Regions from separate parts of the Homo sapiens genome. Here region 2 is linked to region 1. Evidence: read pairs that join two places in POLR2A ChIA-PET (ENCODE). Cell type or tissue: OCI-LY7. All regions are shown on one strand. Links, peaks and the distances in the headings refer to the core of each region. The heading gives the core; the rest is flanking DNA.

What was found. Peaks named below come from ENCODE experiments on the same cell type or tissue, not always from the same donor. Only the 100,000 strongest peaks of a DNase experiment are listed, where the experiment ranks them.
Region 2: POLR2A ChIA-PET joins it to region 1 with 5 read pairs; 5 of 35 experiments call an interaction of 5 or more read pairs at or near these places.

The regions. Positions count from the first base shown.
Region 1 is chr12:120,658,965-120,669,293 of GRCh38, reverse strand. It overlaps CABP1 (calcium binding protein 1), which reads right to left. Exons shown (of 6, transcript NM_001033677.2): 2 at 9,386-9,416; 3 at 8,955-9,098; 4 at 8,454-8,563; 5 at 8,076-8,223; 6 at 1,970-2,419. The coding sequence ends at 2,394. Among named protein-coding and RNA genes, the nearest start is that of MLEC, 23 kb to the left of the region's middle. RefSeq lists enhancers at 1,543-2,063, 2,064-2,585, 9,941-10,329. In OCI-LY7, for the core only: no CTCF peak of the experiment used is centred there; a DNase peak (open chromatin) is centred at 3,013; H3K4me3 peaks cover 973 bases; H3K27ac peaks cover 3,768 bases.
Region 2 is chr12:120,595,244-120,605,572 of GRCh38, reverse strand. No RefSeq gene overlaps it. Among named protein-coding and RNA genes, the nearest start is that of POP5, 19 kb to the right of the region's middle. RefSeq lists an enhancer at 8,018-8,518. In OCI-LY7, for the core only: no CTCF peak of the experiment used is centred there; no DNase peak of the experiment used is centred there.

The DNA of each region.
Region 1 (10,329 bases), core at 1-5,000:
GTCTCAGAATTGGATTATTAGAGTGAATTTGGAGCTCCCAGCCCCACTGACCTCGGGAACGTGAGGATTACCCGGGCCTCTGGCTGGGGCCCACGATCCTGCACATTCCCTGCCAGGTCTGAGAATAAGGATCCTCCCTCTGCGGCAGCACAGCGGGCAGCGGATGCTCTGCCCACCTCCCACCCCCAGCCATCAACCCCGCAGCCTCCCCTGGCTGCCTGGAGGCACACCAGCCTCCCTTGTGTCTGGGGTTTACAGCAGTGCTATTCAGGTTGTTGTCCATGGACTGGCAGCATCAGCATCCTCTGGGAACTTGTAAGAGATGCAAATTCATGGACTGCGCCCCAGACATGGGATCAGAATCACTGCGGGGGTGGCCCAGATCTGGGCTTCACAAATGCTCCAGGCAATTCTGCTGTATGCTAAGATTTGGGAACCAATGGCTTGAGGTACACCGGCCACCCCACACACCTGCCCAAGTACGCTCCAAGCCTGTCTAAGACTCGACAACTTCTACCCACAGATTTCTCCTTTGGGCTGCTTTAAGACTTCACTTATAGAAACGAATTACAATGGGTCTTTTCAATTGCATGATTCCACTGCAGTCTGAATAGCAGTCCCTGGGGTGTGCCGTGTGGTGCAATGCCCTGAGGGCACTTGCTATGCACTGACCCCATCCTTTATCATCCCCACATTACACAGGAAGAAACTGAGCTTCAGAAAGGGGACGCGACTGGCCCTAAGTCACACAGCAAGCAAACCCTGGGCCTATTGGCTACACATCTTCCTCCCACTCAGCAGAGAGGATGGCAGCTATTTCTTTCTTTTTTTAGACGGAGTCTCGCTCCGTCACCCAGTGGCATGATCTCGGCCCACTGCAGCCTCCACCTCCTGGGTTCAAGCGATTCTCCTGAAGCTGGGACTCTAGGTGCATGCCACCACGCCCGGCTAATTTTTCTATTTTTGTAGAGACAGGCCACGTTGGTCAGGTTAGTCTTGAACTCCTGAACTCAGGTGATCCTCCCGCCTCAGCCTCCCCAGAGTGCTGGGATTACAGGCATGAGCCACGGCGCGCAGCCAGTGGCAGCTGTGTCTATATCTGTCTGTCCGCACACACTGGGACTTCCTCCAGAGCAAAACCCTTGACATCACTTCACTGGGCAAGCCTTTTCTGACCTCCCTACAGGAGGCCAGGCCTCCTTAGTATATCCTGCCGAAGGTCCCTATATTTTTCCTCAATAGCAGTATCACAATTTGTAATCCTATATGATGTGTTTCTCTCATGCCTGTCTCTCCAACCAGTATAAAAGTTCCAGAAAGTCAGAAGTGATACAGACTCTGCTGGATGCTTCTCTTCTTATAGAACCTGATTTTGTTTGGGGAAGCTGAGTACCCAGCTAAATAACTAACTACATTCTTCAGTCTCCCTTAGCAGTCCCAGGTTCTGGCCCACGGATGAGAATGGAAGTCACTGAGTACATAATAGGTACTCAATAAATGCATGTTGGCCAGGCATGGAGACTCACGCCTGGAATCCCAGCCCTTTGGGAGGCCAAGGCAGGCAGATCCCTTGAGATCAGGAGTTTGAGACCAGCCTGCCCAACATGTGAAACCCCATCTCTACTAAAAATACAAAAATTAGCCAGGCGTGGTGGCGGGCGCCTGTAATCCCAGCTACTCGGGAGGCTGAGGCAGGAGAATCGCTTGAACCTGGGAAGCAGAGGTTACAGTGAGCTGAGATCACGCCACTGCACTCCAGCCTGGGTGACGGAGCTAGACCCTGTCTCAAAACAGAAAACACAGGAAGGTCAAAAGAACCCTCATTTGACTTCTTCTCGAAATAAATAAATAAACAAACAAAAAATGCTGAATGCAAAAATGATCAGCAGGTTCTGGGCATGCAGTTGGTACTCAGGAAATGTGAGGGTCATCTAACCAGGCCCAAGGAGGAAAGACCATCACGGCTGTCTTGCTCTTGGAAATATTTTTATTGGTTCTGAGATAACAGGGCTGAGGCGAGCTGGGACGGGCGCAGAGCGAAGGTGGGAGGCTTTGCCCTGGGGCGGACATGCTGTGTGGGGTCTGCTGGCGGGCTCCCTGGCCCACCCAGCCAGCAGCAGCTGGGCACATGGCCCTTGGCGCCTGGCATGACCTCTGCCGGCTTGGCACGGTGGCCTCCTCGTCGGCGGGCGCCCCCGCTTTCCAGTTGCAGGAGTTAGTCTTTCACAGTGCGGAGGGGTGGGGGTCCGGGGTGGGCGCCTCCCCGGGGTGCAGGCAGGCCCCATCCGCCAGTACATCCTGGGCTCTCGGCGGCTACAGCGGGTGAGGCAAGCTCTAGCTCCTCTTAGCCCCGCCTTTGGGAGCTTGGCAGTCCTGGAGGGGCCCTCGCGGCCTCAGCGGGACATCATCCGGACAAACTCTAGAAGGGTAGAGGAGCAGCTGGGGAGCAAGCAGCAGCCAGAGGCCTCCCCAGGTTGCTGCCTTCAGACCCCACCCTGTTGCCACTGCCCCAACTCTGTGCTGGTCCCCCATCCATTCCGCCCTCTCCAATCCATGGACACAGCAGCCAGCGAGAGTGTTCTAATCTGCGGATCTGACCGCTGCGTAAACCTCCCACAGCTCTCCACTGGAAAAATCTCCAATATCCTGACACAGCCTCATGGCCCTCCCTGATCTGGCGCCAGCTGACATCTCCAGCCATATCTCTCAGGCTAACTCCCAACCTCTGTGCTCCAACTACACAGATCTTTTCAGCCCCTCAAGTGCAGCTGGCGCACTCTCTCTCTCACCTCTCAGCATTTTTTTTTTTTTTTTTTTTTTGAGATGGAGTCTTGCTCTGTCACCCAGGCTGGAGTGCGGTGATGCGATCTCAGCTCACTGAAGCCTCCACCTCCTGGGTTCAAGCGATTCTCCTGCCTCAGCCTCCCTAGTAGCTGGGATTACAGGTGTGCACTACCACGCTTGGCTAATTTTTGTACTTTTAGTAGAGATGGGGTTTCACCATGTTGGCCAGGCTGGTCTCCTCTCAGCTTTTCTGAAAGCAACCTGTACCCCCTCCCTTCTTCTTCTTCCTTTTTTTTTTTTTTTTTTAATGTAGAGACAGAGTCTCCCTCTGTCGCCCACGCTGAAGTGCAGTGGCATGATTATAGCTCACTGTAAGGTCAAACTCCTGGGCTCTAGCAATCCTCCTGCCTTGGCCTCCCAAAGTGCTGGGATTACAGGTGTGGCCACCGTGCCCAGCCCCTTCTCTCTCTCTCTTTTCTTTTTTTTTTTTTTGAGACAGAGTCTCGCTCTGTCACCTAGGCTGGAGTGCAGTGGCGTGATCTTGGCTCACTGCAAGCTCTGCCTCCCGGGTTCACGCCATTCTCCTGCCTCAGCCTCCCAAGTAGCTGGGACCAGGAGCCCGCCACGACGTCCAGCTAATTTTTTGTATTTTTATAGAGATGGGGTTTCACCATGTTAGCCAGGATGGTCTCGATCTCCTGACCTCGTGATCCGCCCACCTCGGCTTCCCAAAGTGCTGGGATTACAGGCGTGAGCCACCGCGCCGGGCCTCTCTCTCTCTTTTTTTAAGGGCAATTTTAGGTTTATGGCAAAACGGATTAGAAAGTACGGAGATTTTTTTCTGCAACCCCTGTCCCCGCATACGCATAGCCTCCCACACCAACCACATCCCACACAGAGTGGTGCATTTGTTGTAAGTGAGAAACCGACACCGACACATCGTTATCACCTGGAGACCACAGTTTACATCAGGGTTCATTGTTGGCGATGTACATTCTATGGGTTCAGACAAATGTATAATGACATGCATCCTCTGCTGTTGTATCATACAGAATCGTTTATTTTTATTTATTTATTTATTTTTGAGACAGGGTCTCACTTTGTCACCCAGGCTGGAGTACAGTGGCACAATCTCGGCTCACTGCAGCCTTGACCTCCCGGGCTCAAGCGATCCTCCCACCTCAGCTCTCCAGGTAGCTGGGACTACAGGCATGCGCCACCAAGCCTGGCTAATTTTTTTTGTATTTTTAGTAGAGACGGGGTTTCACCATGTTGCCCAGGCTGGTCTCGAACTCCTGACCTCAAGTGATCCTCCTGCCTCAGCCTCCCAAAATACTAGGATTACAGGCATGTGCCACTGTACCTGGCCTCATACAGAATAGTTTCACTGCCCTAAAAATCTTCTCTTCTCTGCCTATTCATCCCTCCCTCCCCCCAACCCCTTGCACCCACTGATCTTTTTACTGTCTCCATAGTTTTGCCTTTTCCAGAATGTCATATAGATGAAATCATAGGGTATGCAGTGTTTTCAGATTGGCTTTTCACTTAGTAATATGCATGTGTGTCCCCTCTTCACCATGTCTTTTCATGACTAGATAGCTCATCTCTCTCTCTCTCTTTTTTTTTTTTCTTTTTGAGACAGAGTCTTGCTCTGTTGCCCAGGCTGGAGTGCAGCAGTACCATCTCAGCTCACTACAACCTCCGCCTCCCGGGTTCAAGCGATTCTGTGTCTCAGCCTCCCAAGTGCTGGGATTACAGGTGTGCGCCACCACACCCAGCTAATTTTTTTTGTATTTTTAATAGAGACAGGGTTTCACCATGTTGATCAGGCTGGTCTCAAACTCCTGACATCAAGTGATCTGCCCACCTCGGCCTACCATAGTGCTGGGATTACAGGCATGAGCCACAGCGCCTGGCCTAGCTCATCTCTTTTTAGCACTGAGCAATATCCCATTGTCTGGATGTGCCCCCGTTTATTTATCCATCACTTACTGAAAGGACACCTTGGTTGTTTCCAAGTTTGGACAATTATGAATAAAGCTGCTATAAGCATCTATGTACAGATTTGTGTGGACATAGGTTTTCAACTCATTTGGGTAAATACCTGCCCTTCCCTCTCACCTGGTGGCTCTTCCCATTTTGGGGGGCTCTAATTATTTATAACCTCCTCCAGGAAGTCTTCCCTAATCCCTCCCTGCAACTTGGCACAGGCGCCCCCTCTATAGCAGCCCCCTGTGCTTCCCCCAGCACACATGGATTATGCTATTGTTTTCTCTGGTTTTCTTGCTGGTTTTGAGCTCTTCGAGGCAGAGACCAGATCTTAGCACACAGCAGATGTACAATGCATCCTCGTAGGATGAATGGGGGATGCCAGGCTTTCAAGAGCAAGGCTGTCATCTGTGGTGGGCGCTACCTGGATACAGGGAGACCTGAGATTTCCAGATCTGGTGATAACAAAGCCTTCTCTCCAACTATCCACGCTCCCTGGCCTTGAAGGCCAACTGCTCCTGAGAGAAAACCTCCCAGCCTTTGTGTTCTGGACACTCACGGTCTCTGGCACATGCTTATCTTGTCTTTCTGCTCAGAATGCAAGTTCCTGGTGTGCAGAGTCAACATTTTACCCTTTCCCTGTATCCCGTAGTGCCTCACATGGCGTCATGCACAAGACTGCATTCTGCTGTGATTTCAGGCCTGGGGCTGTGCCCCAGCTCTGCCTCTTAGTAGGCAGGCAATCTTGAGCTAGTTATATTACTTCTCTGAGCCTCAGTTTCCTCATCTGTAACATGAGGTTATAATAATGCAATCCATAGAGTCATTCTGAGAATTAAATGTAAGAATATGTGTAAAGCTACTTAGTACAATGACTGCACATAAGTGTACAGTAAATTATAACTATTATGATTACTATTGATTCTTTAAAAAGAAAGTCTTTGAGGCTGGGCGCGGTGGCTCACGACTGTAATCCCAGCACTTTGGGAGGCTAAGGCGGGTGGATCACTTGAGGCCAGGAGTTCGAGACCAGCCTGGCCAACATGGTGAAACCCTGTCTCTACTAAAAATACAAAAAATTAGCCAGGCATGGTGGTGCACCCCTATAGTCCCAGCTACTCGGGAGGCTGAGCCACAAGAATCACTTGAACCCGGGAGGCGGAGGTTGCAGTGAGCCGAGATTACGCCACTGCACTCCAGCCTGGGCGACAGAGCAAGACCCTGTCTTAAAATAAATAAATAAATAAATAAATAAATAACCTTTCACTGAGCACTAGCTGTGTTATGCAAGAAATGCAGTGATTAAGAAAATAGGGTTCTTCTTTCAAAGTTCAGAGTCAACTGGGAAGACAACTCTAACCAGCAGTTAGGGGACAGTGTGAAGAACAGGTGAGCCTGACGTGCTGTGAAAACCCAGAAAAGAGGAAGTTCAGTTTGAGGAACCAGGGAAGGGTGCTAGAAGAAGGAGTCCCACTGTCGAGTCATGAAGAATGTCCCTTGGGCTAACAGAACTTAGCCCAAGTAAAAAACAGGATAGGCCAGATGCAGTGGCTCACACCTATAATCCCAGCACTTTGGGAGGCCAAGGCGGGTGGATCACCTGAGTTCAGGAGTTCCAGACCAGCCTGGCCAACATAGTGAAACCCCATCTCTACTGAAAATACAAAAACTAGCTGGACGTGGTGGTAGGCGCCTGTAATCCCAGCTATTCGGGAGGCTGAGGCAGGAGAATCGCTTGAATCCAGGAGGCAGAGGTTGCAGTGAGCTGAGATCGTGCCATTGCACTCCAGCCTGGAGTACAAGAGCGAGACTTTGTCTCAAAAAAAAAAAAAAAAAGAACAGGATAAAAGCCCTCCTGGTGGCCAGGCACAGTGGCTCACGCCTGTAATCCCAGCACTTTGGGAGGCCGAGGCGGGTGGATCACTTGAGGTCAGGAGTTCAAGACTAGCCTGGTCAACATGGTGAAACCCCGTCTCAACTGAAAATACAAAAATTAGCCGGGCATGGTGGTGGGCGCCTGTAATCCCAGCTACTTGGGAAGCTGAGGCAGGAGAATCACTTGAATCTGGGAGGCGCAGTTTGCAGTGAGCCAAGATCCTGCCACCACACTCCAGCCTGGGCAACAGAGTGAGACTCTGTCTCAAACAAACAAACAAACAAACAACAACAAAAAAGCCCTCCTGGCAAAAAGATCAGTGTATTCAAGAGGGACCCTAGCAGCTTCACTGATCACAAGTATTTTGGTGGAGTGTGAATGAAGGACTGTTGAGTTGTGGCTGGGGAGGTGAGCTGTGGTCAGATCTTAGGGAGCCTGAGTGTCCAGTTGAGGAATGTAATGTTCAGAAAACACCTACCGTGGATGGATGCATGCGTGGGTAGACAGATAAATGGATAGAGAAGGATGGGTGCAGATGGACACAGGGATGGGTGAATGGATGAGTAGATGGATATAGATGAGGAAATGACTGAACAGATAGATGGATAGATCAATGCAAGTATGGGTAGAAGTATATGCAGACGAAGAGACATGAATGTGTGAATGGAAGTATAGAAGTGTGAACACATAGAGAGATCTATATGAGTAGATGAATACATAGATAGATTCATGGGTGAATGTAGAGAAGAATGAATAGATGCACGAATGGACAGATAAATGCATGGATAAATTGCTATAGGAATGATTGCTTAGAGATGGAGGAATGGATAAATAGGCATCTGGACAGATAAGGAGATAAACAGATGAAAAATGGAGAGATAGATATGGAAAGATGGACAGATAGATGAATAGGTAGATGAATGGATGGACAGATGGATGGATAGGTGGATGGATGGATGGATGGATGGATAGATATGTAGACGAATGGATGGACGGATGGATGGATGGATAAATGGATGGATGGATGATGGACAGATAGATAGATAGGTAGATGAATGGATGAATGGATAAATGGACAGATGGATGGATAGGTAGAGGATGGATGGATGGATAGATGGGTAGATAAATGGATGGATGGATGGATGGTGGACAGATGGATAGATAGGTAGATGAATGGATGGATAAATGGACAGATGAATGGAAAGGTAGAGGATGGATAGATGGATGGACAGATGCATGAATAGATGCATGGGGAAGGGATGGGAGATGGATTAGACGGGGGCATGGACGGAGGGATAAGAGGATGAAAGGGCTGGGGGTTGGAAAATTAGGGCGGATTGATGGTTGCATGATGGATACACAATTGGAGGGCTCCATGGATGGCCACTGCTGGCTTGCTTCTCTCCCACTTTCAAGCCCCACCTACCTTCAAAGTCCACTCGTCCATCCCCATTGAGGTCCACATCTCGGATAATTTCCTCTATGTCTCGGTGTCCCACCTGATGACCCAGGAGCTTCCTCATAGCCTCTCGCAGCTCACTGGTGCTTATTTCCCCATCACCATTGGTGTCAAACTAGAGAAGGCAGGAAGGAAGGAGAGGTCGCCCCAGCATGGCGATTGGCAGCAGCAGATCCCAAAGTTGAGCTCCTTCTCCAGTGTCATTGCCCCCCTTTACCAGAGACCTTTCTCTGTCCAAGCTCCCTCCCCTGATCTGGGACTTGAGGCTCAGGCTTCTTTTGAAGTATTTATACTGCAGATAGGATTCCAATAGCCGCCCCATGCCTGCCTGCCTCTGTCCGTTACCTCTCGGAAAGCATCTCGCAGTTCCTTTACACCAATCATATCTGCTGTCTCTGCCAGGAGTTTAGGCCCCATTAGCTCCACGAAGTCATCAAAATCTACATGGCCACCCACTGGAAAAGGAGGAAAGGGCTAGGTCATCCCCGACATACCCATTCCCTGTCTCCAACTAGACAACTGACAGAATGGACAACCCCTCCTTGACCTGCTCATCAGATAGAGACAAACTTAATAATAACAAGAGCCCTCTGTTCAGTTCTTCCTGTGAGCCAGTTATTGGGCTGTTTTACAGATATTCCCTAATCTACTTTCTGGGCTCCACTCCTCCAATTCGGCCCTCATTTTACAGGTGAGGAAACTGAGGCTCAGAGAGGGTAAGTGGTTGGCCCCAGATCACAGAGCTGGTAAGAGGTGGATGCAGAATTTGAAGCCAGTCCTGTCTGACTGCAGAGGACGGCAAGGGTGAGGACCGAAGGGACGCAGATGCCTGGTAGAGGGACTCACGGTTCATGTTGATCTGCTGGGACAGTTCGATGAGCTCCATCTCGGTGGGCATGTAGCCCATGGTGCGCATGCAGTTGCCCAGATCCCGGCAGTTGATGTAGCCATCCTTGTCCTTGTCGAATTCTCTGAAGGCCTCTCGGAGCTCTGGGGAAGTGAGCAAAGGTGGATGTGGTCAGGGGTAGGACCCGCAGAGCCTCTGTGGGCAAAGGCAGCCCAAAGGCCCACCGGCATGGAAAGAGAGGCCCAGGAGCTTCCCAGGATGCTGGGGCATTTCTCTTGCCTCCTGTGCACACCTTCAGCAGCTGGTTTCACAGAAGATACCCCGCGTTGCACCAGGCCCCATTTCCAGGGGCCTCTCTTCCCATCAACCTCCCTTCCCACACCTTCCTAGAGGGCTAGGCAGTCCTTTCCCCCAAGGGGCCAAGTTTTACCTTCAATTTCCTCTGGTCGCAGTGATCTATCCTGAAACAAAAGAACATGTCCTATTAGCCGCGACAAGGGACCTGGAAGTCACAAAATACCTAACCTGGGGGCCATCCACGTGGCAGCAGGCACTGGGTAGGAGGTGACGAGGATGCAGCACAGGTGTGCCTGGATCAGGTCCTTGAGGGGAGAAGAAAGCCCCACATCTCCCTTAGACATAGAAGCTCCTGGGCCCCTAACAGGAGATGCCCAAGAAGCCACCAGCCCCACCAGCCTGGGCACAGAACCTCTGTGCCTCCAGCCCCTTGTTCCAGATACAAGAATGGGTCAGCAGGAGTTTGAGGCTGTAGTGAGCTATGATGGTGCCATTGCACTCTGTCACCCTGGACAACAGAGTGAGACCCTGTCTCAAAAAAAAAAAACAAAAAAAGAATGAGTCAGAGAACAGAGCTTGCCTGGTGGCAAAAACCTGCAAATAAAACAGAGTCCAGGGAGGTCACAACAGGGAAAAGAGAGCACCACCCAATGAAACAGGAAGAGCAGGGCGACAGAGGCTGCAAGACAACAGAAGAGGCGCAGGAGGGGAGGGAAGGCAGGGCCATCCTGAAGCGAGGGTAGGAGGACAGGGAGGAGTCAGGAGGAGACGTGGCAACAGAATGGGGCTGTGACTGCTTCGCGGGCACTGCCCCACCTTCTCCAATTTGACCCCCATCCCTGTACGTTCCCCTGTCATGGGATCACAGGACACCACATAGGACCCCGGGGGCCACCAGTGCTTCTGGCTGGAGCCAGGGTCCAAAAAGCACATGTCTCCAGCCTCAAGCAGTGCCCAGGTCTCCTGGGCAATCAAGGCAACCCTGAATCTAGGCGTCAGAACAGATGGCAGAGACATCTCCAAGGAGCAGGCCTGGAGGAAGCTCAGGTTGGTGAGCTGCCAGTTGCCCTGGGCCTG
Region 2 (10,329 bases), core at 2,545-7,544, 66 kb after region 1:
CTCACCACTGCACTCCAGCCTGGCGACAGAGTGAGACTCTGTCTCAAAAAAAAAAGAAAGAAAGAAAGAAAGGAAGATCTTCACCTGGGTTCAATTCTTGGCTCTGCCACTTCCTAGTTTACAATCTTGGGCAAGCTATTTCACTTTTCTGTGACTCTATTTTCTCATCTGAAAAGAGAATAATACTTTCTTTCATGGTAAAGTAATAATAATAATCATTCTCTTATAGGATCTTTGTTTTTGTTTTTTTAGATAGCCCCATAGGGTTTTGAGACTTAAATGGAATTTTTTTGTTTTGTTTTGTTTCGTTTTGTTTTGAGATGGAGTCTCACTCTGTCGCCCAGGCTGGAGTGCAGTGGTGCAATCTCGGTTTGTTGCAACCTCTGCCTCCCTGGTTCAAGTGATTCTCCTGCCTCAGCCTCCTGAGTAGCTGGGATTACAGGTACCTGCCACCACACCCAGCTAATTTTTGTATTTTTAGTAGAGATGGGGTTTCATCACGTTGGCCAGACTGGTCTTGAACTCCTGACCTCAAGTGATCCTCCCACCTCAGCCTCCCAAAGTGCTGGTATTACAGGCATGAGCCACCGCACCCAGCTTAAATGGAATTTAAATTAGCTAATTTATTGAGAACCATGGCAGCCAACCTCCACGAAGGCCTCCAGTGGTTCTGCTTCTCGGGATTCAAGCACCTCCACATTAAATAGGGCTGACCACTATCACCAATAGGAGATAGTGGAAATGACAGCCTGTGGTTTTTGAGATGAGGGAGGCCATAAAACACATTGACCACTCTTTTTTTTTTCTTTTTGTTTTTGTTTTTTTTTCTTTTTGAGACAGAGTCTCACTCTGTCACCAGTCTGGAGTGCAGTGAGCCAAGATTGGGCCACTCTGCCTTCCGGGTTCAAGTAATTCTCCTTCCTCAGCCTCCCGAGTAGCTGGGATTACAGGCACGTGCCACCACGCCCAGCTAATTTTTGTATTTTTAGTAGAGACGGGGTTTCATCATGTTGGCCAGGATGGTCTCAATCTGTTGACCTCGTGATCTGCCCGCCTCGACCTCCCAAAGTGCTGGGATTACAAGTGTGAGCCACCATGCCTGGCCTTTTTTTTGTTTGTTTTTTTTTTAAGACAGAGTCTTGCTCTGTCGCCCAGCCTGGAGTGCAGTGGCATGATCTTGACTCTCTGCAACCTCTTCCTCCCAGGTTCAAGAGATGCTCTCCAGCCTCAACCTCCCAAGTAGCTGGGATTACAGGCACCCGCCACCACACCTGGCTAATTTTTGTATTTTTAGTAGAGACGGGGTCTCACCATGTTGGCCAGGCTGTTCTCAAACTCCTGACCTCAAGTGATCCGCCCGCCTCAGCCTCCCAAAGTGTTGGGATGACAGGCACGAGCCACCGCGCCTGGCCTGATCACTCTTTCATGGGGAAGCCAACCACCATGTCATGAGGACATTCAAGCAGCCCTGTGGAAGGGTCTGGATGGCAAGTAACTAAATCCTCCTGCCAGAAGCCAGCACCAGCCTGCCAGCCATGTGGGTGAGCCAAGTAGGTCCTTCAATCCCAGGCAAGCCTTTGGGTGACTGGCTGACATTTTTTTTAACCTAAGTATTTTATTTAATTTTTTAATTTTTATGGATACATCATAGGTACATATACTTATGGGGTACGTGAGATGTCTGGATGCAGGCTTGCAATGTGAAATAATCACATCATGGAAAATGGGGTACCCATCCCTTCAAGCATTTATCCTTGGTGTTGCAAACAATCCAATTACACTCTCGAGTTATTTTAAAATGTACAATTAAATTATTAGGCCGGGCACGGTGGCTCACGCCTGTAATCTCAGCACTTTGGGAGCCTGAGGCGGGCCAATCATCTGAGGTCAGGAGTTTGAGACCAGCCTAGACAACATGGTAAAACCCCATCTCTACTAAAAATACAAAAAATTAGCCAGGCTTGGTGGTAGGCACCTGTAGTGCCAGCTACTTGGGAGGCTGAGGCAGGAGAATCACTTGAACCCGGGAGGTGGAGGTTGCAGGTGAGATCGCACCACTGCACTCCAGCCTGGGTGACATAGCAAGACTCCAACTCAAAAAAAAAACAAAATTTAATTTAATTTAATTTAATTTAAAAAATAAATTAAAAAGCTAAAATGCAACAACAATTTTTTATATATATACATATAATTGACCATAGCCGCACCCTGCTGTGCCATCAAATACTAGGGCTCATTCATTTATTCATTCACTTTTTTTTTTTTTTTTTTGAGACAGGGTCTCACTCTGTCACCCGGGCTGGAATGCAGTGGCACGATCTCAGCTCACTGCAGCCTTGATCTCCAGGCTCAAGCCATCCTCCCACCTCAACCTCCCAAGTAGCTGGGACTACAGACATGCACCACCATACCTGGCTAATTTTTGTGCGTGGTTGCGGGGGTAGAGACGGGATTTTGCCATGTTGCCCAGGCTGTTATTCTTTCTTTCTAGCTTTTTTTTTTTTTTTTTTGTACCCACGACCACAACTTCATGAGCCAGAACCGCTCAGTTAAGCTGTTCCCAATTCCTGGCCCACAGAAACCATGTAGGGTAATAAATATTATTGTTTAAAGCCATTAAGTTTTGGGGTAATTTGTTACACAGGAGTCAATAAACTAATATGAACACTACCAGTATAATAGCTAATATTTATTAAGTATATATTCTATCACTTACTATTCCTACCCCCATTACTACTAGCAGGGAAGAGGTCCGATATCCTCCATTTGCCCATCTGGGGCACTTCCCCAGCCTGCCGTGTGCCCAAGGAGACTCAGCTGTTCAGACTCAACAGCCTTCCATATCCCCTGGCTTCTAATCTGGTTTGGGCAAGGAGGAGCCCCCGGGAGGAGACTGAAGGGAGAAGGTGGAGTGACTCAGGGTATTTATGCAACTGCTTCCTCCTGAAGGGCACCTCAGGCTGGTTAACAGAAGGTCACAGCTTCTCTTTTTTTTTTCTTTCTTTTTTTTTTTTTTTTTTAGACAGAGTCTTGCTCTGTCACCCAGGCTGGAGGGCAGTGGCGCAACCTTGGCTCATTGCAACCTCCACCTCCTAGGTTCAAGCGATTCTCCTGCCTCAGCCTCCTGAATAGCTGGGACTACAGGCACGTGCCACCACGCCTGGCTAATTTTGTATTTTCAGTAGAGACAGGGTTTCACCATGTTGGCCAGGCTGGTCTCGAACTCCTGATGTCGAGTGATCCACCTACCTCGGCCTCCCAGATTACAGGCATGAGCCACCTCATCTGGCCAACAGCTTCTCTTAAAGTGACCCTCTCCACATAACTTTCTGGCTAGTGGGAACTGCTCCTGCCATGCCTAAGGAGGTAACAGCCCTCCCATTGTAACCAGTCTCGGCACTGCACTGTCTCCTGCGATTTCTGTACACCCTGTCCACATCTAAATGATCCCTTTAGTCAGCCTTCCTTAAGTCACCCAGTTTGAGCTTGCCATCTGTTTCCCACTGGGACTGATGGCCACCCCAATTTAGGAGCCCCTATTTGGCCAGGCGTGGTGGCTCATGCCTGTAATCCCAGCACTTTTGAGAGGCTGAAGCAGGAGGATCCCTTGAGCCCAGGGGTTTGAGACCAGCCTGGGCAATAGAGCGAGACCTCATCTCTTTTTTTTTTTTTTTTTTTTTTTGAGACGGAGTTTCGTTCTTGTTGCCCAGGCTGGAGTGCAATGGCGCGATCTCAGCTCACTGCAACCTCCGCCTCCTGGGTTCAAGCAATTCTCCTGCCTCAGCCTCCCAAGTAGCTGGGATTACAGGCATGCGCCACCACGCCCAGCTAATTTTGTATTTTTTAGTAGCAACGGGGTTTCTCCATGTTGGTCAGGCTGGTCTCAAACTCCCGACCTCAAGTGATCCGCCCGCCTCGGCCTCCCAAAGTGCTGGGATTACAGGCGTGAGCCACCGCGCCCGGCCTTGAGACCTCATCTCTACAAAACATAAACAAAATTAGTTGGGCGTGGTGGCAACTGCCTGTAGTCTCATCTACTCTGGAGGCTGAAGTAAGAGGATCGATGGAGCCCAGGAGGTAGAGGCTGCAGTGAGCTAACAAAAAAAAAAAAAGGAGAACCCCTACTTTAGAGAAGGAAATGGAAATTCAAAGAGGAGCAAATGGGAAACCAACAGGGGCCACCTGGGGGTGTGCTCAGCAGCCAATAGGCACTAGTGGATGCTTGATAAATATCTGAATTAATGAGTGAATGAATGACTTGCTGTCACTGGGAAGGACCCACCTGCCCTTACCATAGGTGCTGGAACAGCAGGTCAGTATCTGAGCTACTTCAGCCCGACACTGGTGACCAGTTCCCTCGCCCAGCCCAGAGTCTTAAGCTTCAGGAAGTTTTGCATTGGAAGGATTAACACACAGCCCGGGACACCCAGGAAGCAGCCCCCAAGCTCAGTGAGAGACTCAAGAGTTATTTTTGAAAAGCAAGCAAGGCCTGCAGGCGGCCCTGGCAGAGGCAGAACGCAGAGCTGGAAAGAAGAGCCAGGAGCAGAGAGAGAACAGACAGCTACCACAGAACCCACGCCCCACGCCTGTGACGTGGGCCCCACGCACGGCGACATAACATGGTGGCAGAGGCGGGGAGGCGTCCTGTGACCCCTTGGGAATTTTATTTTAATTGTGGTAAAATATACATCACATAAAATGCATCCTTGGGAGTTTTTACTGCTCCCGCCCCAGGCTGAATGACATTGAGGACTGGGTTCCCACAGGAACAGGGAGTGGGAACACCAGCCAAACCCATTTGCATCCAAATGGTGTGTGAGCTTTTGCTCAAGTCTGGGAAAATCCTGGAACTGGAGGGAGGGTCATTGCTCTGAGGCAAAGTTGGGGTCTGAGGATTAGGACACAGGTGACAAAATTAACATTAGCGGTGCATGGTGGCACATGCCTATAGTCCCAGCTACTCGGGAGGCTGAGGCAGGAGAATCGCTTGAACCTGGGGGGTGGCAGTTGCAGTGAGCAGAGATCGCGCCACTGCACTCCAGCCTGAGCAACAGAGCGAGACTCCGTCTCAAAAAATAAAAAATTAAAATGGTAATTAAAAAAAGAAACAGTTAACAGCCTCTATCCCTGCAAAATAGTGGGGTGGCAGGAGTGGCTGTGGGGTCCGGGAGGAGGGGAGCAGGTGCTGGCCCTCGAGGTAGGGCGGGGAACTGCGGGCACGGAAAGCAGCAGCCGAGCAGCAGAATGCGGCTAATGAGCCGTGCAGGTGAAGGGAGAGGTGTCTGCAACGGGGTGGAGGTCACAGGCAGCCAGAGGGAGCCATCAAGGCCCCAAAATAACTCCTGCTTCTGCAGGAGAAACTGGAACTAATCAAGGTGGGAATAATCCGAAAATCCCTCAGAGAGGGACTGCTAAGAGGCCTTGTGTTTCCAAGCAGGGATTAGAGGGGAAGAAAATAAACAAAAGATGGAGTTTGTCCTGGAAAACGGTGCCAACATGAAAGCAAGTTCTTCCTAGGGCCTTGGTCAGAGGGCCACCAGTAGCTAATATCCATTGAGCGCCTACTATTGTATGCCTGATGCATTCATATGGCTAAGCATGTGAGCTCTGAAGTCGGCCTGCCTGGATTGGAATTCCTGCTCTACTTCCTGCTAGCTGTGTGACCTCCGAAGAGTTATTTCCCCATTCTGAGCCTCAGTTTCCTTATCTGGAAAATGGGGATAAAATTCATACCTGCCCCGCAGGGTAGTTGAGGATAAGTGCTCGATACATGTGAACTTTTATTATAATAGAAATATTTCCAGGGGCTCATTTCCTGGGATTGCCGGTGGCTCATACCTGTAATCCCGGCACTTTGGGAGGCCGAGGTGAGTGGATCACCTGAGATCAGGAGTTGGAGACCAGCCTGGCCAACATGGCAAAACCCCATCTCTACTAAAAATACAAAAATCAGCCAGGTGTGGTCTCAGGTGCCGGTAGTCCCAGCTACTTGGGAGGCTGAGACATAAGAATTGCTTGTACCCGGGAGACGGAGGTTGCAGTGAGCTGAGATTCACTGTGACTCCAGCCTGGGTGACAGAGACTGTCTCAAGAAACAAAACAAAACAAAACAAAACAAATCTTTCCAGCAATGCTGGAGGAAGAGGGTTAGGTTTTGTCTCCTCTTTCTGCAGGGTAGTGAACCAAGGCTCAGAGAGCCCAAGGTCACATGGCTAATAAGTGAAAGTGTCAGGATGGTGACTCATGTGAGTCTAAGTCAGGAGCATGTGAATTCACTAGCCCGGGCCACCCTGCTCGCTCCTCAGTGGGCAGGGAGGAGGGCAGTGGCCCACAGGCAGGGCGCAGCCCCTCACCCACCGCCTCTCTCTGGGCCCCATGCTGGGAGCAGATACAGCATGCACGTGGGAAACAGTCTCCGGGTGAGACATGTACAGTGGAGAGGGACGAGCACTGCCCTTGAGCATGGAAACTTGGCTGAGTTCTTTCCTCTCTCTGGGCCTCAGTTTCCCCAGTTGCAGAACAAGTGGTGGTAACAGGTGACTCGAGTCCTGGAGAGTCTAGATTCTTGCTCCCTGGTTCTCTGGTGAGTATCCGGTGCAGGCAGCAGTGAAACGAGGACAAGAGAGGAACCTGGGCCACTGCCAGGTGATCTCCCCTTTGTCACTTCCCTCCCTTCTCCTGGTGAATAGTTCCAGGCAGAGGGAACAGCAAAAGCAAAGGTCGGGAAATGAGAGTGAGCATGGCACGTTTGGGGAGCTACAAGTAGAAGAATCCAGTCACCCGGTTTATTCATTTATTCAATTAGTTAATCAACATTTAGTAACCTGGTTTACTCATTTGATTATTCAACCAGCATTTATCACTGTGTGCCAGGCAGTGTTGGAGTACTGGGGATACAGCGGTGAACAAAACAGAAAAAACCACCATCTTCACGAGGCTCATTCTTTTTTCTTTCTTTTTCTTTTTTTTTTTTTTTTTGAGATGGGATCTCGCTGTCGCCCAGGCTGGAATGCAATGGTGCGATCTCGGCTCACTGCAGCCTCCACCTCCTGGGTTCAAGTGATTCTCCTGCATCAGCCTCCTGAGTAGCTGGATTCAGGTGTCTGCCACCATGCCCGGATAATTTTTTGTATTTTTAGTAGAGACAGCGTTTCACCGTGTTGACCAGGCTGGTCTCAAACTTCTGACCTCAAGTGATCCAACCACCTTGGCCTCCCAAAGTACTGGGATTACAAGCGTGAGCCACCCCACTCAGCCTCATGGGGCTCATTTTAATTGGGGGAGATGGAAAAACGAAGTAAACAAATCAATACCCAGAATCATTTCAGCATGGGATAAGCATTTACATGAATAAAAGCTAATACGTGTAAAGCATCTGCTATGGGTCAGGCATTGCCAACAGATGTTAAATAATTTGATCCTTGCTACCACACGATGAGGCTGTAATCACCACTCCCACCTTACAGCTGAGGAAATTGTGGCTTAACAGAGAAGTTAAGTAACCTGCCCAGTGCCACACAGCATTGGAGCAGGTGGAGCTGTGATTCAAATCCAGGCCATCTGGCACCACTGTGCTGGCTGGTGAGGAGAGCACTAAATAGGGCAACTTGTCCAGGGAATAGCCCTCTAAAGAGGTGACATTTGAGCCAGGACGCATGAGAAGGCTGAGGCTGCCATGCAAAATCCAGGAAGCAGAAGGTTCCAGATGGAGGGAACATTGAGTGCAAAGGCCCTGAGGCAAGTAGGGGCTTCACAGGTTGGGAGAAGAGCGAGGAGGTCAGTTTTAACTTGAGGAGAGGATAGAAGAGGTCAGAGCGTTGCGCGGGGCAGACACGTGGGGTTGGGGGGGAGCCTCCTCTGTCCTCCTGAAGGAGGCCCAGGAGACGTTCCCAGGAGCCTCCCGGCAGGTCTGAGGGATGCTTGGGAAGCAGGGCCTGAAGTCGTTCTGACAGGTGTGGCTCCCCTCCTCTCCCCTATCAAGTCGATGAGGCGTGGTCAAAGCTGATCTTCCCCGGGGCCCATTGCTGGGAAATGAGTGCAGCTGCAACCTGCCGTGTAGCCTCGGCCAGCACCACCCACAGGTGGCCCCCTCCCTGACTGATGGGGACATGGAAGGGCCCGTCTCATTCTTCCCTCTTCACCCTAAATCCACATCCTCCCTGGCCCTGTACCTCCCACAGAGCCACAAATGAGGGGCTCCCATTCTCCAGTGGAGGCTGGACCACCTAGCTCCTGCCCTCAGGGTGCCCCCCAGAGGTCTGAGTCCAGTCCCAGCTCAGTGAGGGAATGGGGTGTTCCCCAGCTTGGTCTCAGAGGGTCTGAGAGTCAAGAGTCTGGCCTTAGGGAGAAATCTTGGTGGGCTGGAAAGGGATCCACGTTCCTAGTCATATAGACCTAAATTAGAGTCCAGACTCTATCCCCATGTGGTTTTGGGAAAGTCGCTTCACCTAAGTCTCAGTTTCATCATCTGAAAAATGGGAATAATCACACTACCTACCTCATAGGGTCAATGTGAAAATTAAATATAACATGGCTGAGAGGGGGCTTTCTGGGGCTGGAAATGTTCTATATCTTTACCTGCAAGGTGATATATAAAATTCAATGAAATGTACATTGTAGGGTGGCTCATGCCTATAATCCCAGCACTTTGGGAGGCTGAGGCGGGTGGATGACTTGAGCACAGGAGTTCGAGACCAGCCTGGGCAACATGGCAAAACCCCATCTCTACTAAAAATACAAAAATTAGCCAGGCGTGGTGGCAGGTGCCTGTAATCCCAGCTACTCGGGAGGCTGAGGCAGGAGAATCGCTTGAGCCTGGGAGGCAGAGATTGCGGTGAGCCGAGATCATGCCACTGCCCTCCAGCCTGGGCAACTCTGTTGGAATCTCATTCTTGAGATTCCATCTCAAAAATAACACCACCACCACGGTAGATTTATGCATTTTACTGTATGTATGTTACAACTCAATTTTTTTTTTTTTTTGAGAACAGAGTCTTGCTCTTTCGCCCAGGCCAGACTGCAGTGGCACTATCTCGGCTCACTGCAAGCTCCGCCTCCCGGGTTCACACCATTCTTCTGCCTCAGCCTCCGGAGTAGCTGGGACTACAGGCACCCGCCACCGCACCCAGCTAATTTTTTGTATTTTTAGTAGAGACGGGGTTTCACTGTGTTAGCCAAGATGGTCTCGATCTCCTGACCTCGTGATCCGCCCGCCTCGGCCTCCCCAAATGCTGGGATTACAGGTGTGAGCCACTGCACCCGGCCATAACTCAATTTTTTTTTAAATGCAAAGTACCTGACCCATGGCTAGCATCACATAAATGTTAGGTAGTATTAGCATAAAGTGTTCCATAAATATTTATTGAATATATTTGTTAAATAAGCCCTTGTAAGTACCCTTCCATGTTTTGTTTATCATTTATTTGATTCCCAGGGCTCCTGGGGCCTGGATGCCTACAGGAGCTCAAACTCAATATGTCCGTGACTGATTTCCTTCACCTCATTCTTGCTTCTCCCCAGGCTTCTCTAACTGCCCAATGGCTCAACCCAGAAATGTGGATGATACCCTGCCTGCCTTTTTCTGTTCTTCTTCTCTCCAACCTCTTACAGCCAACTGATTACTAAAACTTCCTGTAGTAGACTCTCTCCAAAGACGGCCCCCAACCATTCCCCCGCCACCCTATAAGGGCATGCTGACCTCCCATCAAGAGGTAGAGATTGAGGCTGGGCACAGTGGTTCACGCCTGTAATCCCAGCACTTTGGGAGGCCAAGACGGGCAGATCACCTGAGGTTAGGAATTTGAGACCAGCCTGGCCAACATGGTGAAACCCCGTCTCTAGTAAAAGTACAAAAACTGCCCAGGCATGGTGGCACACACCTGTGGTCCCAGCTACTTGGGGGACTGAGGCACAAGAGTCACTTGTACCGGGAGGTGGAGACTGCAGTGAGTCAAGATTGTACCACTGCACTCCAGCCTGGGCGACAGAGTGAGACCCTGTCTCAAAAACAAACACACAACAACAAAAAATAGATCAATGACATAAAGGTAGGAGCTAATACCATAGAACAATTAAAAGAAACCATAAGGCCAGGTGTGGTGGCTCACGCCTGTAGTCCCAGCTACTCGGGAGGCTGAGGCAGGAGAATCACTTGAACCTGGGAAGTGGAGGTTGCCGTGAGCCGAGATCGTGTTATTGCACTTCAGCTTGGGCAATAAGAGTGAACTCCATCTCAGAAAAAATAAAATAAATAAAATAAAATAAACCACAGGGATAAATCTTCATGATCTAGGATTTAGCAACAGATTCTTCAATTTGACACTGAAATCA